Regions from separate parts of the Homo sapiens genome. Here region 1 is linked to region 2. Evidence: read pairs that join two places in POLR2A ChIA-PET (ENCODE). Cell type or tissue: OCI-LY7. All regions are shown on one strand. Each heading gives the region's core, and the rest is flanking DNA. Links, peaks and the distances in the headings are about the cores only.

Region 1 (11,612 bases), core at 1,430-9,429, 87 kb after region 2:
TCTAGCAGAGGGAGTTCAGCGAGACTGATGACCAGTTGCCCAGTGTGGTATACTACTTATTAAAGCACGCTTATTAACTTTTGTCCCTTCCCTGTCTCTTTCCTACTTCTTCAACATTCTTAAATGAACTATTTGGAACCAAACAAATCCTTGTCTCAGGGTCTTCTTTTGGTGGAACCCAAATTAAAACACCATGTAGCATTAATCTCAAAACGGTGTTTATGATCGACAAAACTACAACCTTCCTGTCAATACAGTGAATTATGTGGGAAGCAATATGTTTAAATCATTAAGTTATTTGTCTGGCTCTTTGGATATGAAACTGAAGATCACAATTACTTTAGATTTAGAAATAAGGAGAAAGATCAACACTTTCAAGCTTTCAAAAATTAGTAAAGCTTTGCATATTTGGCAAATTTATTTGCAGCTTTAAATACAAGGAATTAAACTTCAAAATGCAAACACCATGGTAGCACTATTTTTGCCTGCCCAGTATACTCATTTGCCCCAGACCTTCCTGTCTTTTGGTAACAGATGCTAGTCCCTAACAGGGTGAGTACATGACCAGGCTCAGCTAATAACAATAATTCATTCTTCTGGATGCAGTAACTGACTCTGAAATGGGCGCAGAATGAAACATTATCCTTCCCTGTAATTTTTCTAGCTGGAGTTGGTGGAGAAGAAGCCCTCTTGCCTTGTGGGTCTTGCAGACGGAAATATGAGTCTTGAATGGTCTGTGGCCCTGTTCCCTGCTATGTAGACAAAGTCTCTACACTAGAAAGTATGCTCCTTGGCCAGGGGGCGGTGGCTTATCCCAGTACTTTGGGAGGCTGAGGCAGGATCACTTGAGGTCAGAAGTTCAAGACCAGAATGGCCAACGTGTTTCATGAAACCCCGTCTCTAAAAATACAAAAATTAGCTGGGCATGGTGGCAGGCGCCTGTAATCCCACCTACTCAGGAAGCTGAGGCCTAAAAATCACCTGAACTTAGGAGGCAGAGGTTTCAGTGAGCCGAGACTGTGCCACTGCACTCTAGACTGGGTGACAAGCTAGACTCCATCTCAAAAAAAAAGAAAAAAAAAAGAAAGAAAAGAAAAAAGAAAGTATGCTCCTTGAGGACAGAAGCTTGATGTGTCTTATTTCTCTTTTCATTTTTGCCCCTTAAGCCTTTGGAACAAATTGGTATGTCTTATTTCATCACTTGTTTCCCCAGCAACTAAATAGTAGCTAGCACATAGCAGGTACTCAATAAAGATTTGTTGATTTAGACAGTACGTGAGAATGAAGCTAACAAACAGACCCACATGAAAGATTAAGAAACTAAGAGAATGTCCTGAAAGTACTTAGACAGTATGTGAGAATGAAGCTAACAAACAGACCCAAATGAAAGATTAAGAAATTAAGAGAATGTCCTGAAAGTACTTAATTTTTGTGGCCACATCTATCTATGTTTGTGGTTATTTCTTCAGTTCTACTGTCATTCTGCTTAGTTTAAGCTGAGTTGTCATTTGCAATCAAGAGTCTAGAAAAATACTTCAAGCAAACAAAGAAAAAAATCCAACAAACTGGATAAAGCAAATTAGTGCTTTAATATTTCTTCAACTTTGACCCAATAAAGCACTCAAGGATAAGGCGGAAAAAAAGCAATACTCATCCATATTTTTGTTCTGAAAGATGATTTAAGGAAATACTTTCATAATGACATGCCTGAAAATCCCACTTGAAACAATGTGAAAAACATTTTTTCTTAGTTATGTTCCATGTTGGCAAAAACATCTCAAATGATAGTTTTTATCATTCAAATTTGATTCAGTTAACAGAGTAACTTCCAAAAAAAAAATCTAGAAAATTTGAGGAGGAAGAACATCTTCTGATTCACTCCCGAAAATAAGCAAACTTTATCCTCTCCTTATTTTACAAAGCTAATCTTTTTTATTGCACTCAGGTAATAAAAACAGAACAATTCACAGATTTCCATACTATTTGGGACTGAAAAGCCTGGTGATAAATAAGTAGCCCCACCCACACTGATACCATATGACTGGTACAGAAAAATATCTATGTTTTAAAGATTAAGTTTTTTCTTCCTAGAATCACTGCTGTTTTAATTTTGAAATACTTATTTTGAAATCTCCAATATCATATCATGATTTTTGTGTCTATCAAATCAAGATGTGGGTTTAAAAGACTAAAAAAAATCTGTCCCTAACACCATTTTACAACCAATTTCTACCAATTATTCCAGATCACTCTGTCTATTGATTTATCAATGTATTTAATCTCTGCTTCAACCAGAAACTGTCTGAACCCTTCTGCAAGAAGGGAGGAACTTTTGGCATATATTATTCCTTATTTTGGTGTTCTTTCAAATTATCCAACTTGGTAGGATACCTATTCGTAATAGGTTTAATGTTGACTAAATTATATTATATATAACACTGTGAGAAGACTTTAAAAACATGGTCCCCAAAACGAAGCAGACATGAGTTGAAATCCCACATTTAGAAATTCTCTGAAACATTAAATTACTTAGTTCTCTTGGACTGAGTATTCTCATTTATGAAATGGAAATAAACACAGCCCTTAGAGGCATATATTTAATGCATGAGACATGCATTCAAATATTACTTTCTTTCCTTTTTCTTTGCTGATACAGAAAATAAAACTTGACCCAAAATCTACCATCCTATACCACACTTTAGAAAATGTTCTTTTATTTTATTTATTTATTTATTTATTTATTTATTTATTAGGAACAAGATCTCACTCTGTAGCCCAGGCTAGAGTACAGTGACACAATCAGAGTTCACTATACCTTCTTTTTCTTTTTTTTTTTTTTTTTTTGAGAGAGAGTCTCGCTCTGTCACACAGTCTGGAGTGCAGTGGCGTGATCTCAGCTCACTGCAACCTCCACTTCTCAGGTTTACGCAATTCTCCTGCCTCAGCCTCCGAAGTAGCTGGGATTACAGGCACCCGCCACTATGCCCAGATCAGAGTTCACTGTACCTTCTAACTCCAGGGCTCAAGCCATCCTCCCACCTCAGCCTCCCAAGTAGCTAGGACTACAGGTGCATGCCACCGCATTTAATATATAAATATTTTTATATCTTTATATATGTATCTAAATATATAAATATTAATATATATTATATTGTATATTATATAAAAATATATAAATATATATTATATAATATAATATGTATGTATTATATAATTATATATTTATATATTTTTATAAAATATATATTTTATAAAAATATTTTTTATATAAATATATTTTTATAAAATATATGATATATATTTACAATATATATATATTTTAAAGATGGAGCCTTACTGTGTTGCCTAAGCAAACTCCTGGCCTCAAGCAATCTTCCCATCTGGGCCTCCCAAAGTGCTAGAATTACAGGCATGAGCCACCATGCCTGGGAACAGTGATTTTACTTCTAATACTACTCTACTACTATCCTCACTATTATCACCCTATAACCTCAATCCACTACTCTTTTCTGTGGTTCAGCCATGCTAGCTGTCCACTTCACTACTTATCAATTATCTCCTCATCTGTCAATATCCCAAAGGCCTCCAAAGACTGAAACCTAGCAGAAAAAAATATAGCCAGCATACTACTTCAACTTGAGTAGAAATAGGTAATTTAACTTAGGTTATCTAGTTTAGTTTAGATCCCTACACTATCTAGTGGGGCCAAATGGCTAAGGTTTATCTTGAGATTGGTCTAAAACATAACACCAGTACCATTCAGGAATACCTTGACACAGTTATTCCTCTCTACATAATTATCACCTTCATTGTAATAATTGGATTCAAGAACAGAGCAATATTATTTCTATGGAAAAAGAGACAGCACATGCGCGCGCACGCACACACAAACACAGACACACACACACAGACACACAGACACACATACACAAAGCTTTTTTTCTTTAAGCTGCCTCAAAAAGAAATACTTAGGCCGGGCGTGGTGGCTCATGCTAATAATCCCACCACTTTGGGAGGCCGAGGCGGGTGGATCACTTGAGGTCAGGTGTTCGAGACCAGCCTAGCCAACATGGTGAAACCCCGTCTCTATTAAAAATATGATAATTAGCCAGGTATGGTGGCACGTGCCTGTAGTCTCAGCTACTCGGAAGGGTGAGGCAGGAGAACTGCTTGAACCCAGGAGGCGGAGGTTGCAGTGAGCCAAGATCGCACCACTGCACTCCAGCCTGGGCGACAAAGCAAGACTCCATCTCAAAAAAAAGAAAAATTTACTAAAGTAACTCAAATAGAGGCCTGGAGCAAGTCCCAGTTTTTACGACATTTTTACTCTATTTTTAAACTCTTTAAAAATCATTTCACTTTATTTTAAATCACTGCTACAACACAGATTTTCGATCTGCATTTTTATTATAGAAATGAAACATACTGGCCGGGCGTGGTGGCTCACACCTGTACTCCCAGCACTTTGGGAGGCCGAGGCAGGTGGATCACGAGGTCAGGAGATCGAGACCATCCTGGCTAACACGGTGAAACCCTATCTCTACTAAAACTACAAAAAATTAGCTGTCCCAGCTACTCAGCGGGCTGAGGCAGGAGAATCACTTGAACCCGGGAGGCAGAGGTTGCAGTGAGCCAAGATCGCGCCACTGCACTCTGGCCTGGGCAGCAGAGCGAGACTCTGTCTCAAAAAAAAAAAAAAAAAAGAAATGAAACGAAACATGTTATTTCAAAATAGTCAAAAACCAGAAGTGAATACAGTAGAAAGTGAAAGTTGTCTGTAACATACCCCCACATCCCACCCACCAGTGAAAACCCAGCTAGCAGTGTCAAAATATAAACATACATAGTACATGCTCAGATACAATTTAAAAAAAAATGTGGCTGGCTGAACTTCTCTGACTCTTCAAGCCTTCTGTCTGCCATCCTCACCTAGAATTATGACTGTACATATGGTACATATGTGTGTGCGTTTGTGAACGTGTAACACCAATAAACATTTTACCAAAGTATTTTTCCAATGCAAACTTCAATGAGTCAACATTTTTTAAATTAGTTTTCTGAAAACCATAGGTAAACTGTTTCTATTTTTTTTCAATTTTCATGTTTATTTTGCTAACATAACTTCCGTTTCAATTGTTTTTAATGTAAAGTTTATAATAAAGACCCAATCTGCTTTTGACTATATCAGATTTTCTCAACAAAGTCTCTATCATCAAAAGGTTTGCTTTGTAACAATACCATTCCCAATTTAAGCAAACTATGCAGACACAAATTGCAGAATGAATGTTTTCTTCTGTCAAATTTTAGTCATAACAAATGTTGCCATAATACATATTTATAGCTATTTGTTTGTGTTTGTAATATTTATATCAATAAGTCACTACCAGTGAGTAGGATGAATGGTTTGTATTAGTTTCTTAGCTGACTACAGTAGGCAGAATTTTAAAATGGTCTCCCAAGATTTCCTGTCCTGCCAGTTTCCATGGCTCACGCCTGTAATCCCAGCACTTTGGGAGGCCAAGGCAGGCAGAACACCCGAGGTCAGGAGTTCGAGACCGGCCTGGTCAACATGGTGAAACCCTGTCTCTACTAAAAATACAAAAATTAGCCAGGCATGGTGGCATGCACCTGTAGTCCCAGCTACTCAGGAGGCTGAGGCAGGAGAATTGCTTGAATCTGGGAGGCAGAAGTTGCAGTGAGCCGAGATTGCACCACTGCACTCCAGCCTGGGTGATAGAGTGAGACTCTGTCTCAACAACAACAACAAAAAGAGGATTTCCTGTCCTAATCCCCAGGACTGAAAACACAACGAGATATCACATCCACGATTACATCATGTGCCAAGAGAGATTCTGTAGATGAAATTAAGGTTGCTAATCAGTTAGTAGTGAGTTATTAATGGGGAGATTATCCAGGAGGGCCCAATCTAATCACAAGTGCCCTTTAAAAATAGAAAGTTTTCTTTGGCTGGCTGCAGAAGAGCAAGTAAAAAAGATTCTATATGAGAGATATTCCACTGCTGGCTTTGAAAATTGAGAGGGTTGGCCAACTATAACCCCAGCACTTTGGGAGGCTGAGGTGGGAGGATCACTTGAGCCCAGGAGGCAGAGGTTGCAGTAAGCTTAGATCACACCACTGCACTCCAGCTGGGCAGCATACGAAACTCTGTCTCAAAAAAAAAAAAAGAAAAAAGAAAATTGAGAGGGTCATGTGGAAAAGATATGAGAGCCGCCTCAGAGCTGAGAGTGACCCCTAAAGCTAACAGTCCACGACAATGCAGTCATCTCAGTCCTATCACCTCAAGGAACTGGATTCTGTCAACTCCATGAATGAGTTTGGAAGCACCTTCTTCCCCACCAAAGTCTCCAGATAAAAGCCAAACCCAGCTTGATCTTGATATTGGCTTTTGAGACCCTGAGCAGAAAACACAGTGGAGCCTCCTCCCCGCCCCAACTTTCAACCTACAGAACTGTGAAATAATAAACGGATATTGTTTTAAGCTGCTATATTTGGGGCAATCTATCACATATCAATAGAAAACTAATACACTGACCCACAGAGAAACCCGTAATTCCTTCAGACTGACTTCTTATAAGCGAGGCCAAAACTACTACGGTAAGGCAAATGAGGCACGTGTTCTGAGGGCAAAATAACTTACTAGATAGATAAATTACTCAAGGTAAGTCATGCATGATAACGAACTATCAAAATTTTAAACAGGACTCAATCATGTACTTGCATGACTCTTAATCTTTGCCCTGTTGGACCCTATCTTTAAAATTTTCATAATTAGTTCTTTGAATTGTGTTAAATTAATTTTTATTTTGAAGCATTTTATTTAAATATTATTTATCTCAATTACCAAGCTTTCTGGCAGACACCAAAAACATGTATCCAGGGCCAATGCCTCAGTTGTCTCATTCTCGTCTTGTGCCAATTCTAAGACTAATCTAAGCCTTCTACCTAGCACTATTAGCCACACAAATCACTGAGCAGTTCTCAGACATTCCAGGCTATTCTACTATGTTGCCAAGCTAATTCTTTCAAATATTTTTATCATTTTTCCTACCATATACACAAATGGCAGTGAAAAGAACAGCTTAAAACCTCTGGAGTCAATATATTCTTTCAGTTAAATATAACTTCAGAAAAGATATCTAATTAAATGTACTCAAATCATCAGGAGCTAATGACACTCACCCTTAAAGAGGGATATCATGGGATAATTAGTTATTATTTGTGAAAATGCACAGAAGTATATAAATGAACTGGAATGTATTATTTGCATATAAAAATAGTTTTCTAGATTCACTGATAGGAACTGTGGTTCAACATGCTTTTTTTTGGAAATAATGAGTTTGCACTGTGTCATCCACATATTTTAACCTCATAGACCTTGTATCAGTATACTTTACAGGACAGTTAACAAAAATGAAAGGTTTGGTCTGCAGCCTTTGAACAAAATCTGGTATATAAAAAGCTTAATGGGGCTGGGCGCAGTGGCTCACGCCTGTAATCCCAACACTTTGGGAGGCCGAGGTGGGCAGATCACCAGAGGTCAGGAGTTTGAGACCAGCCTGGCCAACATAGTGAAACCCCGTCTCCACTAAAAATACAAAACTTAGCTGGGTGTGGCAGGGGGTGCCTGTAATCCCAGTTACTCAGGAGGCTGAGGCAGGAGAATCGCTTGAACCTGGGAGGCAGAGGTTGCAGTGAGCCAAGATCGCGCCACTGCACTCCAGCCTGGGAAAGGAGAGTGAGACTCTGTCTCAAAAGAAAAAAAAAAAAAAAGGCTTAATGTGACTGAATATCGAATGTGAATGATGTAATGAATTTAATCCAGCAAAGTACTAAATGTATAAAACACATACTATTATTTCAGAGAAGATTATAACATATTAAGTAATGTTCGCCATTAAATAAAAAGATACACGCTTTTCAATAAAAACCAGTAAAACTCTCTATATATAAATGTAGCACAATAACACTATTTCCTATAATAAAGTTCACTAACTATAGAGTTACCCACAGCTGAGTCACATAGCATAATATCTTCAGCACAAGTGCACAGTCAGAATTCAAAAGTTCAATTTCTGCAATCACATTCAAACCACAATGGAACTCAACCTAGTACCAAATGGAAATTAACGTTCTGTGCACTGTTTATAACAGCAAAAGACTACCCAATAATAAATGTGGAAGATCCACACAATGGAATACTACATAGCAATTAAAATGTTGTAGAAGTGTACCTATTGATATGGAAATTGTTGCCAATATTTTAAGTGGAAAGAGCAGGTTATAAAACTATGAATGTATAATTTTAAAAAGAGTGCTTCTAACGCTTCATTATTCTGAAGCTAAAAATAGTTATTTCTTAATTTTTTATTTCTAATTAACAATCGTACATGTTTACAGGATAAGAGTGTGATGTTTCAATGCATGAATACACTGTATAATAATCAAATCAGGGTAATTATATCCATCATTTTAAACATTTATCATTTCTTTTTTTCTTCTTCTTCTTTTGAGATGGAGTCTCACTGTATCGCCAGGCTAGAGTGTAGTGGCATGATCTCGGCTCACTGCAACCTACGCCTCCCGGGTTCAAGCAATTCTCCTGCCTCAGCCTCCCAAGTAGCTGGGACTACAGGCGTGCACCACCACCATGCCCAGCTAATTTTTGTATTTTTAGTAGTGACGGGGTTTGACCATGTTGGCCAGGATGGTCTCGATCTCTTGACCTTGTGATCCACCCGCCTCAGCCACCCAAAGTGCTGGGATTACAGGCGTGAGCCACTGCACCCAGCCAACATTTATCATTTCTTTGTGAGGATAACATTCACAATCTCTTCTAGCTATCTTGACTACATTGCTATTAGCTATAGTCACCCTACTGTGCAACAGAACACTAGAACTTATTCCTCCTGACTGCAACTTTGTACCAGTTGACTGACTTTTCCCAGTCCCCTCCTCCTCTATCACCTCCTCTTCCAGCCTCTGGTAATCAATATTCTACTCTACTCCTATGAAACGAATTTTTTTAGATTCCACATGAGTGAGATCATGTGGTGTTTGTATTTCTGTGCCTGGATTATTTCACTTAATATAATAATATCCTCCAGATTCACCCATGCTGCCACAAATGACAAGATTTCATTCTGTTTTATGGCTGAATGGTATTTCTATATACTACCAGTCTGTACACGTACACACACACACATACACACATACACACACACACACACACACCTACCTCACATTTTCTTTATCCACTCACCTGTGGTTGGGCATTTAGGTTAATTCCTTATCTTGGCTATTGGCTATTGTGAATAGCTCTGCAATAAACACAGGAGTGCAAGTATCTCTTCGACATACTGATTTCATTTCCTTTGGATACTTACCCAGTATTGGGATCGTGGGATTGTTGATCTTTTTTTTTTTTTTTTTTTAGATGGAATCTTGCTCTGTTGCCCAGGCTGGAGTGCAGTGCAGTGGCATGATCTCGGCTCACTGCAACCTCCGCCTCCCGGGTTCAAGCTATTCTCCTGCCTCAGCCCCCCAAGTAGCTGGGATTACAGGCACGCGCCACCATGCCCGGCTAATTTTTGTATTTTTACGAGAGACGGGGTTTTGCCATGTTGGCCAGGCTGGTCTTGAACTCTTGACCTCAGGTGATCTGCCTGCCTCAGCCTTCTAAAGAGCTAGGATTGCAGGTGTGAGCCAATGCACCTGGCCTAAAAATATAATTTTTTAATGTTAGCTGACTCAGCAAGTGGATGAGCGACTCTGGAGTCTGTAAAGGCCCAGGTTTATACACTCATTACACCACTTAATAGCTATCTGACCACAAATAATTAACCTCAATATTAAAATGGTAATATACCTACTTTATAAAGGCAGTTTAAGAATTACATTACATATTCAAAACACTTAGCATTATAGTTGGAATATAGAAGGTACTCAGTAACAGTTAACAGTTTTACTATAATTGTTTTCCTATTTTTACAGTTTTACTATTTCTCATACTGTACTCAGACTTTCAAATACGCATCTGAAATTAAAAGTTGATGGAGTAAGGGTGGGAAATGCCTACAGTTCTGGCTAAGATGAACTAACACACTTCTATCTCTAGCACCAATTATCACTAAAAACCCGGACAGCATATATGGAGTCCTCCGAGGATTCAAAAAAGTAAATAATGGCAGCTAGATTTGGGAACAAAACAAAAACTAGAAGAGCTGATAGGGAAGTGATTCACTGAGTTTTTCCCCCTCCCATATGTCCTGGATTAGATTCAAGGGCATCCCAAATCTTAGAACTGCACAGTAGGAGTGGGCAGGAAAAAGTCCAGGAGAAACACTTTCTTTGTGGCCAATGGACTAGGTAGGAGGGCCCTGCAGGATGAAGGCTATGGGTGGAATCCCAGCTCTTTTTCTCTCTTTTTTACTCTTCTGGCCCTAGCCCAAGTCAAGTACTGGTCACAAAACTGCACTCCTATGGCTTCGGCAGTGACCACAAAGGCACCTAAAACTGAGAGAATCCTTCCCTCTGACCAGAGGAACTGAGGCTCTGTAACTGGAACAGTGCAGAGAGAAACCAGGTTATTTCTTCCTCTCTGTCACCATCTTGGTCTAGAGGCATATCCAGTTGTAGGAAGTTCATGATAGTGTGGAGAGGTTAAAAATCCTGGCTTTGTCATCAGAGAATGAGGACAAGATCTCCTGGGAAACAGAGTGTGAAAATAAATCATGGAGAACAGGGAGCTGAAAAAGGAACACTCCTAAATCCATGTATGAAGTTCCAGGCACACCTAAAGGCTGTGCATGTATGAACTGACCCAAAATAGTATAACACAGATCTTCAGACCTAAATTAAGATATAGATACCGACCACCACTCAGGTCCCAAACTGACTCCTGGGAGGTACATACACAAAAGACAGACCCAAATAGTACTGCAAAGACTGTGAAAAGTAAATTGACATTAGAACCACAGCCCACTGAAGGTAAGATGACACTTGGAGTATGAATCCAACCAGTCTGATTGCCTGCTAAAAGAAAAAACTCAACATTTCCAGGTGCCTTAAATAGGACTCAGAGTCTCAAGTAAAATATTCAAAATGTACAAACAAGCAGGAGACACCAACCCTAAGATGGCTCAGATTTTGGAATTGTCAAAAATTAAGCAGCTATTATAATCATGCTTTCTGAAGTAAGGGCAAATACACATGAAATTAATGAAAAGATAAACATTTTCATACAGAAATTGAAACTATAAAAAAGAACTAAATGAAAATTTTAGATTAAAAAAACTAAAATAAAAATTACTGAATGGACTGAATAACAGAATGTGACAGAAGAAAGAAACAGTAAGCCTAAAAATAGATCAACAGAAATTATCCAGTCTGAACAAGAGTGAAAAAAAGGTGGGGGAAAAAATGAGCACGGTGGTGGCCGGGCGCAGTGGCTTACACCTGTAATCCCAGCACTTTGGGAGGCCGATGCGGGTGGATCACGAGGTCAGGAGTTTGAGACCAGCCTGGCCAACATGGTAAAACCCCATCTCTACTAAAAATGAAATAAAAATAAAAAACTGGGCATGGTAGTGTGT
Region 2 (11,612 bases), core at 2,348-10,347:
AAAAAAAGCTCATAATAGTTTTTTTGTGGGGATGGTGGAAGGGATACTTACGAGCATTCCTCAAAGACTTTGACCCTTTCACAGCCCTCAGGAGGTTCCCTTTTGAACATATAACTGTTGTTAGGTTTTGGTGAGGTTGCATATTTGGGCAAAGGAGAATTGTTCCCATTCTCTGCAAGAAATGACACATTAGATTACTACATAAATGTATAGTCATACTATATTTAATTGTTCTTGGACTAGCCCACCATGAACTACTTGAGGGCAGGAACAGTGCTTTATTAATCAAGGAGATAATTAATGTTTGTTAAATAAATGCACACACAAATAAAATATTTATTTCACTTCCACTTACAATTACCATAGCCTAGGCCTGTATCACATAATCCTCAGTAGTGAACACTGATCTAGCTGGCTGCCTTATTTCTATTCTTTACAAAACAAATGCACTCAAACACTACTTCCATTTTTCCCAGTACAAATATCTGAAATGGTTCTTCATTGGTTGCTGATGACTAATTCTTGGCCTGTGCTTCAAAATTTCTCAGTTTGATTTCTCTGCTCCGCTGGTTACAATCTTTGCTCCAGGTAGTGAGAGCTACCGGATGCCAAACATTTTTTTTGCCTATGAATTTCCCCTTACCTAAAAGGAGTAAGTTCTGTTTATTTTCCAAAAGGTCCTTCAAAGTCTGGCTCTGACTCAAGTTTTTTGAAATCTTTCTAAATTAACCCTATCAGGAGGAACATTTCTTTACTCTGATATTCTTGTTTAGTGCTGATATCCTCAATTTATATTAACTTAAAAATTTTAATATGTTAAATATCTGTTCTAAATTTTCAGTCTGTACCAGCTAAGCTACAAACTCCTTGCTGGCAGCAGCACTACAGCCCAGTTTTCCTACAAAAGAAATTCACAGAGGCCAACCAGCTACTAAAATCAAATGGATCAGGACACAACATTTATTGAGTTTATTTATTTATAGACTTTCTACATGTTATTGACGTAGAAGTAGAAAGTATGGGAAATCAAGGGCCAGATTTTATCTGACCCGTGTTTTATCAGACCTAGAAGCTAGCAATAAAAGTCCAAAGAGTAACAGTTTACAACTTCCCACAGTTTAAAGTAACTTCTTCAGTGAATCGTCTGTCTTCTGCGCTTGTCACAGTTTTAATGTCTTAGGTGATGAGTAGTAGTAGCAGCCAGTCCTAACAGCAGGGCATTTTAGGACATTCAACACACTGTATGGAGGAGGTTCTAAATAAATGACTACTGAACTGAGCTTTAGAATTTATAAATAAATGTCATTATTATTGCTTTCAAGTACACAACGTAACCAGGATTAGGCTAAGAAAATACTGTCCTGACATAGATGCAAGGCTAATATTTGTTTTAAAAGGCAAGAATATTTGTAATTAACATTCAAACTGCTTCTATTTCCAAGTAACTTCTAAGGTATTTTAAGGTTATTTTTAAAAGTACCCTCCAACGTTTTACATCAGGCTTGCTTTAAACACTCATCCTGCATTGATATAAATCTGTTTAATCCTTGTTTAAAATGTCACAAGTACAGATCCTAAAAAACACTAACTTGAAGGCTTTGTATTGATTTAAAAAGCATTAAGGTAATAAAATCATGACTATCAGGTGACAGAGACCAAAGTGCTTTTCAGAGCAAGTGCTCATCTCATTTATTCCAAAAAGAATGTTTCTCACCAATAAGGAAGTTGTATTAACAAGTGCAAAAAAAGAGCTACAAACTAACAAAAGCTCATAAACTTGCCCAACTAGACCATCAACTGAGCATGACAGTCAAACCTGTTTACACTCCAAATTGAAAACCTAGGCTTTGAACACATTAACTGAGTAGCCTCGAGTGTGTGTGTTCTGCTAGAAAATGAATAGAATGAATGATACAAGAGGAGGTATTCCATTATCATCTAGTAGCACATTCCTCCAGCACTGTACCTTTATCTCTGGGATCAACAAGCAGGTCATCCGCTGAGCAAGGACTCTCCTCGCTACCTTCATTGGAAATGGTGAGGAACGATGTTGGGGACACGGACTGGGAACGGCTGCTGTTGTTGCTTCCCCTGTCTGCCCCACCAGGCGTCTGTGTGTCAATGCTGCGCGTGCTGCTACTTCTCTGTACAAGGGGGGGTGGAGCACGATGGCCATCTGGAATATCTTGCGGCTGTTACAAAATTGTAAAAACATAGGTATATTTATAATTAATTTCGAATCACCAGCAATGAACCCAATGTCAACCTTCCCATATAGTGCCAGAGACTCACAAATCAGAAATCCCTTCCTACTTATTAGGATTTCATGTTGCACGTTAGTGACATCCCTGTCTAATCTGACCCCCACACTGAGAGTCTTCGGTGAAGACTTTGTATTCCCAAGGCCAGGCATACAGCAGGTGGCCAATGCTTGCTGAATAAATGAATTGTACTGAATCACTTATCGTGTGCTAAGGGTTATTTTAAAAATTATAAATGAGGGCCATGAAATCTAGGTGTAACACTAGGTTCCACATTAGAGGAAAAAGGTTATTCATCATGTGAACCAGGAACACTGATGCCACGCCCTGAAAGGATTTTTTCAAGTCAACCTTCCTAAATGGGGGAAAGGTTAATCACAGAAGTGCTGTTGATGGGGAGAAAATCAAGTACACACACAGAGGAAAGCCTGTGTGGATCACTTAGCAAGGAAACCAACTCCCTGCACGTCTTTGATTCATTTACCTTTATTACATCAGGGAATCTGTACCCCATCAAGCAGGATGGAGGAGAGGGTGTGGGGAGCTGTATTTTCTCTAAGCTAAACCAACCTTTTATCTTAAGGGAGAGGATCTTAAGCATCAATACAATACTCAATTCCTCCTTCACTAAAGAATAGAGAGACGGTTAGATAAATAAATATACTCTGTGGCATGGTTTTTAAACCAAAACAGTTAATTTTTCTGTTTTACATAGCAACTATTCTCATGTGTATTCTAGTCAGTAAAGAGAATAGGCAGAATTTTTTTTTTTTTCGATCTCAGCTCACTGCAACCTTCACCTCCCGGGTTCAAGCGATTCTCCCTGCTTCCCAAGTAGCTGGGATTACAGGCACGCACCACCATGCCCAGCTTATTTTTGTATTCTTTTAGTAGAGACGGGGTTTCACCATGTTGGCCAGATGGGTCTTGAACTCCTGACCTCAGGTGATCCGCCCACCTTGGCCTCCCAAAGTGTTGGGATTACAGGTGTGAGCCACTGTGCACAGCCAGATAATTTCTAAATGTACTTTATGATGACATAGCCTAGCATGTCAACCAAAACCAAATAGTCACTGACATTCAAAAAAGGAGCAGACAGATTCATGCTTAGAAGGTATTCAATGTCATGTAAACTTCTGCCCCCCATAATTAGTAAGCTAAACTTTTGTTAACTGGAGTTACAGCAAATAAGAAGTATATCACCTAATGGTTTCTAAATACAGACAAACAAAAAATAGTTTCTGTTCAGTAATCCAAATTCAAGTCAGATCAGTTGCCTCTATGACATGCAACAAAATGAAAACTTTTCATTCACTCACCCAGGTCAAAGATTTTTCAAAAGAGATAAATTTTTGCTCTCTCAATGAGAAGGAAGAAACCCAAGTAAATATGGAAACCCAAACTGTGCATTTTTAATAATTATAAGAGTTCAAGAATGATTTTAAGATACAAGATCACTTACTATAAGTTGCTCTTCCTTTTCCCCAGTCTCTTTAATTATTATTTCAATCTCCTGATTCAATCCTTCCACGCTATTCCGGAACCGGGAGCCTGTTGATTTGGTGATGGGAATTACAGGAATAAGTGCACTCTTTGGAACAGGAGCCTTAAGAAAATGGGATGGAGAAGAGAGGCTTAACATTACCTTTTAATTTTCTAGGCTGAAGCGTAATTCCAACAGACATAAGTAACTCAAAAATAAATCAAAGTTTACAGGCCTCACAAAAAGTGTGAGTGACCAAACCTGCTCCTTAGCATGTATGAAATATAATTTAAAACCCAAATCCCACACAATGAAGGTAGGATTTTGAACATTTATTCACATCTGTGAACGACTGCAAAGGGAACAGGGATAAATAAATATAGTAAAAGAATGTCAACCTCAGAAATTCTTTTACGACTGTAACAGAGCTCAGATTTCAGAATATAACTTTAAACTCTCCTAGTGCCACAATGATACAGTTTGGATGTCTCACCCAAATCATGGGGGTGGATCTCTCATGAATGGTTTAGCACAGTCCCTCTTAGTACTGTGAGTTCTTACGAAATCTGGTTGTTTAAAGGTGTGTAGCGCCTCCCACTTCTCTCTCTTGCTCCTGCTTGGCCATGTGACCTGTGTCTTTCCCCCTTTGCCTTCCACCATGATTTAAGTTTCCTGAGGCCTCCCCGGACACCAAGTAAATGCCAGCGTCATGCTTCCTGTACAGCCTGCAGAACTGTTAGTCAATTAAGCCTCTTTTTTTTTTTTTTTTTTTGAGACGAATCTCACTCTGTCACCCAGGTTGGAGCACAGTGATGTGATCTCGGCTCACTGCAACCTCTACCTCCCATGTTCAAGCGACTCTTCTGCCTCAGCCTCCTGAGTAGCTGGGACTACAGGCACCCGCCACCACACCTGGCTAATTTTTTTGGTATTTTTAGTAGAGACGGGGTTTCACCATATTGGCCAGGCTGGTCTCAAACTCCTGACCTTGTGATCCGCCCATGTCAGCCTCCCAAAGTGCTGGGATTACAGGTGTGAGCCACCATGCACAGCCCCTGTTTTCTTTATAAATTACCCAGTCTCAGGTATTTACAGCAACATGAGAACAGATTAATCTATATAATTATTTATATTCTGGGGGGGGTTTATTATTGTTTTTGTTTCTTCTTAAAAAAAATAAGATACATGTGCAGAACATGCAGGTTTGTTACAAAGGTACACGTGTGCCATAGTGGTTTGCTGCACCTATTGACCAGTCCTCTAAGTTCCCTCTCTTCACCTCCCACCTCAAACAGGCCCTGGTGTGTGTTCCCCTCTATGTGCCCATGTGTTCTCATTGTTCAACTCCCACTTATGAGTGAGAACATGCGGTGTTCAGTTTTCTGTTCTTGTGTTAGTTTGCTAAGGATGATGGCTTCCAGCTTCATCCATGTCCTTGCAAAGGACATGATCTCATTCCTTTTTATGGCTGCATAGTATTCCATGAAGTATATGTACCACATTTTCTTTATCTGGTCTATCATTGATGGCATTTCAGTTGGTTCCATGTCTTTGCTATTGTAAACAGTGCTGCAATAAACACATATGTGCATGTGTCTTTATAGTAGAATGATTTATAACCCTTTGGGTATATATTCAGTAATGGGATTGCTGGGTCAAATGGTATTTCTGGTTCTAGATCCTTGAGGAATTGCCATACTGTCTTCCATAATCGTTGAACTAATTTACACTCCCACCAACAGTGTAAAAGCATTCCTATTTCTCCACAGCCTCACCAGCATCTATTGTTTTCTGACTTATTTTAATAATTGCCATTCTGACTGGCGTGAGATGGTATCACATTGTGGTTTTCATTTGCATTTCTCTGATGATCAGTGATGTTGAGTTTTTCATGTTTTTTTTTTTTTACATGTTTGTTGGCCGTGTAAATGTCTTCTTTTAAGAAGAGTCTGTTCATATCCTTTGTCCATTTTTTGATGGGGTTGCTTTTTTCTTGTAAATTTGTTTAAGTTCCTTGTAAATTCTGGATATTAAACCTCTGTCAGATGGGTAGATTGCAAAAGTTTTCTCCCATTCTGTAGGTTGCCTGTTCACTCTGATGATAGTTTCTTTTGCTGAGCAGAAGCTCTTTAGCTTAATTAGATCCCATTTGTCAATTTTGGCTTTTGTTGCAATTGCTTTTGGTGTTTTTGTCATGAAGTCTTTGCCCATGCCTGTGTCCTGAATGGTATTGCCTAGGTTTTCTTCTAGGGTTTTTATGCTTTTGGGTTTTACATTTAAGTCTTTAATCCATCTTAATTTTTGTATAAGGTATAAGGAAGAGGTCCAGTTTCAGTTTTCTGCATATGGCTAGCCAGTTTTCCTAGCACCATTTACTGAATAGGAGATCCTTTCCTCATTGCTTGTTTTTGTCAGGTTTGTCAAGGATCAGATGGTTGTAGATGTGTGGTGTTATTTCTAAGGTCTCTGTCCTGCTCCGTTGGTCTATATGTCTGCTTTGGTACCAGTACCATGCTGTTTTGGTTACTGTAGCCTTATAGTATAGTTTGAAGTCAGGTAGCATGATGCCTCCAGCTTTGTACTTTTTGCTTAGGATTGTCTTGGCTATATACAGGGTCTTCTTTGATTCCATATGAAATTTAAAATAGTTTTTCTAATTCTGTAAAGAATGTCAATGGTAGTTTGATGGGAATAGCATTGAATCTATAAATTACTTTGGGCAGTATGGCCATTTTCACAATATGACTTATTTATTTAACAGAACCACTTCCAAAATCTATGTAGAGATTTTTAAATTAAAAATGTTTTTATTGTCACAGTATTACTTTTGGAAAGAACTATCTGGTTACATAATTACAGGATATTACTTGTTTCCTGACAAGATATTCAAAATAAAATATGAAACAAGCATTAACAGAGGTATCCGCCAAAGCTAGTAACATCAGTGTGCCAGATAAACATCTTGCAGATTCTTCTGCTGTCTAGCAAAGAAATGTGATTAACCTATCCTTCATTTAGGAAAGTTTCTTTGGAAAACCTCTTTCAGGAAGAGGTGGGCAAGAAGACAAAGGTAACAGACAAAGACAAAGGAAGACAAAGGTAACACTGATTAGAAATGATTCTAATCAATGACCATCAGTTTTATTCCCTGATAATCTTGCTGTCTGATACAGAACTTAGTGTTAAATCTCTATTTCTCCTTTTATTCCTGCTCCCCTTCAGAACTGGAAAAAAAAAAAAAAAAGAAAAAGCATAATAAATACAACAAGAATCCTTGGCAAACACAAGAAATCTGTGATTAAAAAAGGCCAAGGGGAAGCTCCACGCAGAAGTGCTGAGAGAGGATGTCTCCACTGCTCAGTTAGTGTTGGGTCCTCATATGTAACACAGGACACAGAAACCTACCTCATGGCTTTAAAGATGAAATGACAGGAAACCTGGTATGGTGCCTGGCGTCTAAAGCATGAATGCTCAGAAAACAGTAGCTGCAATTTTTATTTTGTATTTTCCCTATTATGTATTTTATTCTTAAAATAATTATCTTTTCACATTTTTTTCAAGTGTCACTTATTTTCTTTCACATATAGTGTCTCCTAATTTTTCCCTTTTTATAAGTCCCTCTGTTCCCACATTCCCCACAGCCTCAAGCTTCTGTATTACTTATTCCCTTTACTTCCATCTCTTCTTTCTGATCCCTTTTCCATTCTCAGCATCCACTACCAAAGGAAAGAAAATTTTAAGTTTGGGTGTTCTATAAGTGTTTTATAGAGAAAATTTATATAATTTTTAAAAATTCAACTTATATTTTTGAGCCACTCTCCATAGCTCAGATCTTTGGTGCACAGATATACAATTGTCAAAACCTATTTTTTTTTTTTTTTTTTTTTTTGAGATGGAGTCTCGGTCTGTCTCCTAGGCTGGAGTGCAGTGGTGCAATCTCAGCTCACTGCAACCACAGCCTCCCGGGTTCAAGTGATTCTTGTGCCTCAGCCTCCCGAGTAGCTGGGATTACAGGCACCCGCGACAACGCCCAGCTAAATTTTTGTATATTTAGTAGAGATGATGAGGTTTCGCAACGTTGGCCTGGCTGGTCTCAAATTCCTGACCTCAGGTGATCCACCACCTGGACCTCCCAAAGTGCTGGGATTACAGGCGTGAGCCACTGTGTCCAGCCTCAAAACTATTTTTTTGAGGAAGATCTTAGCCATATCCATAGATCTATTCTCTTAGTCTAGTTCATTTGATGTGAACACTTGTCCTGGTTAGACCCTTTCAGCTTTCATAAGCGGTGACAACTCTATATACAGTTTAGTGGGTGGCTAAAGCACAATCAATGTCATAAATCAAGTACTGGTCAGACAATAAAACTTTAAGTCACTAACACTCCATAGGTATAAAAACTCAAATTTCTGATGTAACCTGCAGTAGTCAGCTGAGCTATAAACTTCAAGTAACACAGAGTGATCTGTAAAGAATGATGCAATTTTTAGGTGAATTGTAAAATAATTTTGCAAATTTGCAAACAGAAAATTATGGGACTAAAGCTTATCTATATGTCTTCAAGGGTTTAGCCCTTATATTTTTTGATTTTCCCTTTCCTCAAATATAAACATAAATTCTATGTTTATAGAATAAATTCTATAATTTCTCTCTAGAAACCTACACACCTAATTTCTCAACATTTTCTGTTCTACCTACTGGAACAAAAGTTTCATATACGCCAGATATTTCACAAAAGCAGGAAGTGAAAAGAACATTCTTCCTTTGCCCCTTCATGTTTATTCAACCAAAAGCCAATGCATGCGTATAAAACAGACACACACACAGATTTATATTTCACCCAGAAAAAAAGACTATTTCCCCAAAATATCAGAAGCAAGCTACACCTGGGAACAGAGGTGGTATTTTTTTCTTTTGGATTATTTTTCTACAATTAACCTGAGGAGAGAAACTATGTCTTATTAATCTCTTTAGTGCCACTGCCAAGCACAGAGCCTAGAACATATAAGATGCTTGTTCAACAAGGCTGGTATATGGATGTGTGTGTCCCCCCAAAATCATATGTTGAAGCCCTAACTGCCAATGTGGCTGTATTTGGACATGGGGCATCTAAGGCAGTAGTTGAGTTTTGTTTTGTTGTTGTTGTTTGAGACAGGGTCTCACCTTGTTGCCCAGGCTGGAGTGCAGTGGCATGATCTTGGCTCACTACAACCTCTGCCTCCTGGCCTCAGGCGATCCTCCCACCTCAGCCTCCCGAGTAGCTGGGATTACAGGCACATGCCACCATGCCTGGCTAATTTTTGTACTTTTTTGGTAGAGACAGGGTTTTACCATGTTGCCCAGGCTGGCCTCAAACTCCTGGGCTCAAGCAATCAGACAGCCTCAGCCTCTCAAAGTGCTGACATTACAAACATGAGCCACTGTGCCCACTCAGCAGTAAAGTTTAAATTAGGTCATATGGGGGAGGCAGCCCCGGTCCAAGAGGACACCAGAGAGTCACCTCCCATTCCCATGCACACGAAGAGCTCATATAAGCACACAGCAAGAAGGGAGCTGTCTGCAACCCAAGGGGAGAACCCTCAACCAAATACCAACCCTGCTGGCACCTTGATCTTGCACTTAAGAGTCTCCAGAACTGGAAGATAAATTTCTGTTGTGTAAAGTCACGTAGTCTATGCATAATATTTTGTTATGGCTGCCTGAAGAGACTAATACACTCACCTTTAATTTTTTTTATTTCTACAGTTTTCAATAGACTTAAGAACATACTTAAACATAAGCCAGAGATATAGTGATCCAGAGAACTTGAATATGTCCATAAAAAGTCTGCCCTGAGAAACTATTTTTAACTTCATTGTTTACTCTTTTTTTATTTAAATAATTTTAAAAATATAATTAGAGATAGGGTCTCACTATGTTGCCCGGGCTGGTCTCAAACTCCTGGCCTCAAGTGATCCTCCCAGCCTTGACCTCCCAAAGTACAGGGATTACAAGCATGAGTCACTGTGCCTGGACTGCCATTGTTTTCTTTATTGCAAAAGTAAAAAAAATATTCAGTGAAGAAAGAAAATTAAATACATGTCAATCACCAGAGATAACAACTATTAATAATTTTATAAAAACTCTTCTATCTAGTCCTTTTTCTTCTATATACATATACACTTTTAACCAGAAACAGATCGTACCTAGTGTTCTGAACCCAGTGGTTTTTTTTTTTTAACATTATACCAGACCTGTAACCTATCTCTATGCTTTAAAACGTTTAACCAAATCATTTTTATAGTTGCATAATTTTTTTATGAGGGCATTACTTAAGAAATCAATGCTCTATTAAACAAATAGTTTTCAATTTTTCACTATTACAGAACCATACTGTCATGCACATCCTCCTAGACAATTATTTGCACACATATGTAAATACTTCCTTAGAATAAATTCCTGGGGTGAGGAGCTATTTTCCTGGGGGGACATAAAGGATAGTAAAGATTTTTCAGGACTTTGATTCATAATGCCAAACCAAATAGTAAAATATTTTTACTCCTCACATTTTTATCTGCACTCTATGAATATATATGTTTCATGAAACTCTCTAAATTGGATTTATTTTTTCTAAACCTTTGCTAAGTTTCATAAACTACCAGTGCTCTCATTCCTTCAGTTTTTATATTGTAGAATACACAATGAAATACTCATCAGTTATGTATACACATGTACACGCACACACACAACCACATTTTTCTTTATTCATTCAACTGTTGATGGGCACTTAGGTTGATTCCATACAATGGCTACCGAGAGTGGCTACGATAAACATGTGAGCGCAGGGTATCCCTTTGATATGTTAATTTTTGTCTTTTTGATAACAGCCATTCTAACAGGGGTGAGGTGATATCTCATTATGGATTTGGATTTGATTTGCATTTCCCTGATGACTAGTAAAGATGAACTTTTTAAAATATATATTTGTTGGCCATTTAATCTATGTCTTTTTTTGAGAAATGTCTAGTCAGACATTTAATCTGTCTCTTCTAAGAAATGTCTAGTCAGATTGCCCATTTTTTAATGGGATTCTTTGTTGTTGTTGTTTTTTGCTATTGAGTTCCTTGAAGATTCTCGATGTTAGTTCCTTGTTGGATGAATAGTTTGCAAATATTTTCCTCCATTCAACAGGTTTTCTCTTCACTCTGTTGTTTCCTTTGCTGTACAGAAGCTTTTAAATTTAATATAGTCTCATTTGTATATATTTTTTTGTTACCTAGGCTTTTGTAGTCCTAGCCATAAAATCTTTGCCTAGACCAATGTGCTGAAACATTTCCCCTATGTTTTCTTCCAGGAGTTTTGTAGTTTTGGGTCTTACCTTTAAGGCTTTAATCCATTTTAGGTCGATTTTTATATGTGGTAAGAGATAATGGTCTACTTTCATCCTTCTGCATAAATCAGTTTTCCCAGCACTATTTATTGAAGATGTTCTTTCCTCCAGTGTATGTTCTTAGCACTTCTGTGAAAAATCAGCTGGCTGAAATGCATGAATTTATTTCTGGGTTCTTTATTCTGTTCCGTGGATCCATGCTGTTTGGATGACTATAGCTTTGTGTAATATATTTTGAAGTCAGGTAGTATGATGCCTCTAGCTTTGTTCTTTTTGCTTTGTATGGCTCTATTTGGGGACTTTTGTGGTTCCATTCAAATCTTAGGATTGTTTCTTCTATTTCTGTGAAGAATGTCATTGGTACTTTAACATAAACAATTAATATTTTAATTGCAATCAATCTATAGATTGCTTTGGATAGTATGGTCATTTTAACAACATGAATTCTTCCTATGAACATAGGATATCTTTCCATTTGTGTCCTCTTCAATTTCTTTCA

The links. ChIA-PET counts read pairs that join two places held together with the same protein. Peaks named below come from ENCODE experiments on the same cell type or tissue, not always from the same donor. Only the 100,000 strongest peaks of a DNase experiment are listed, where the experiment ranks them.
Region 1: POLR2A ChIA-PET joins it to region 2 with 11 read pairs; 2 of 35 experiments call an interaction of 5 or more read pairs at or near these places.

Annotation. Positions count from the first base shown.
Region 1 is chr2:202,659,760-202,671,371 of GRCh38, reverse strand. The region is part of intron 1 of FAM117B (family with sequence similarity 117 member B); the gene reads right to left. Among named protein-coding and RNA genes, the nearest start is that of FAM117B, 31 kb to the right of the region's middle. RefSeq lists an enhancer at 4,864-4,943. In OCI-LY7, for the core only: no CTCF peak of the experiment used is centred there; DNase peaks (open chromatin) are centred at 4,791 and 5,802; H3K4me3 peaks cover 1,519 bases; H3K27ac peaks cover 2,256 bases.
Region 2 is chr2:202,747,793-202,759,404 of GRCh38, reverse strand. It overlaps FAM117B (family with sequence similarity 117 member B), which reads right to left. Exons shown (of 8, transcript NM_173511.4): 5 at 3,724-3,867; 6 at 1,967-2,192; 7 at 52-172. Among named protein-coding and RNA genes, the nearest start is that of ICA1L, 120 kb to the left of the region's middle. In OCI-LY7, for the core only: no CTCF peak of the experiment used is centred there; a DNase peak (open chromatin) is centred at 8,504; H3K27ac peaks cover 271 bases.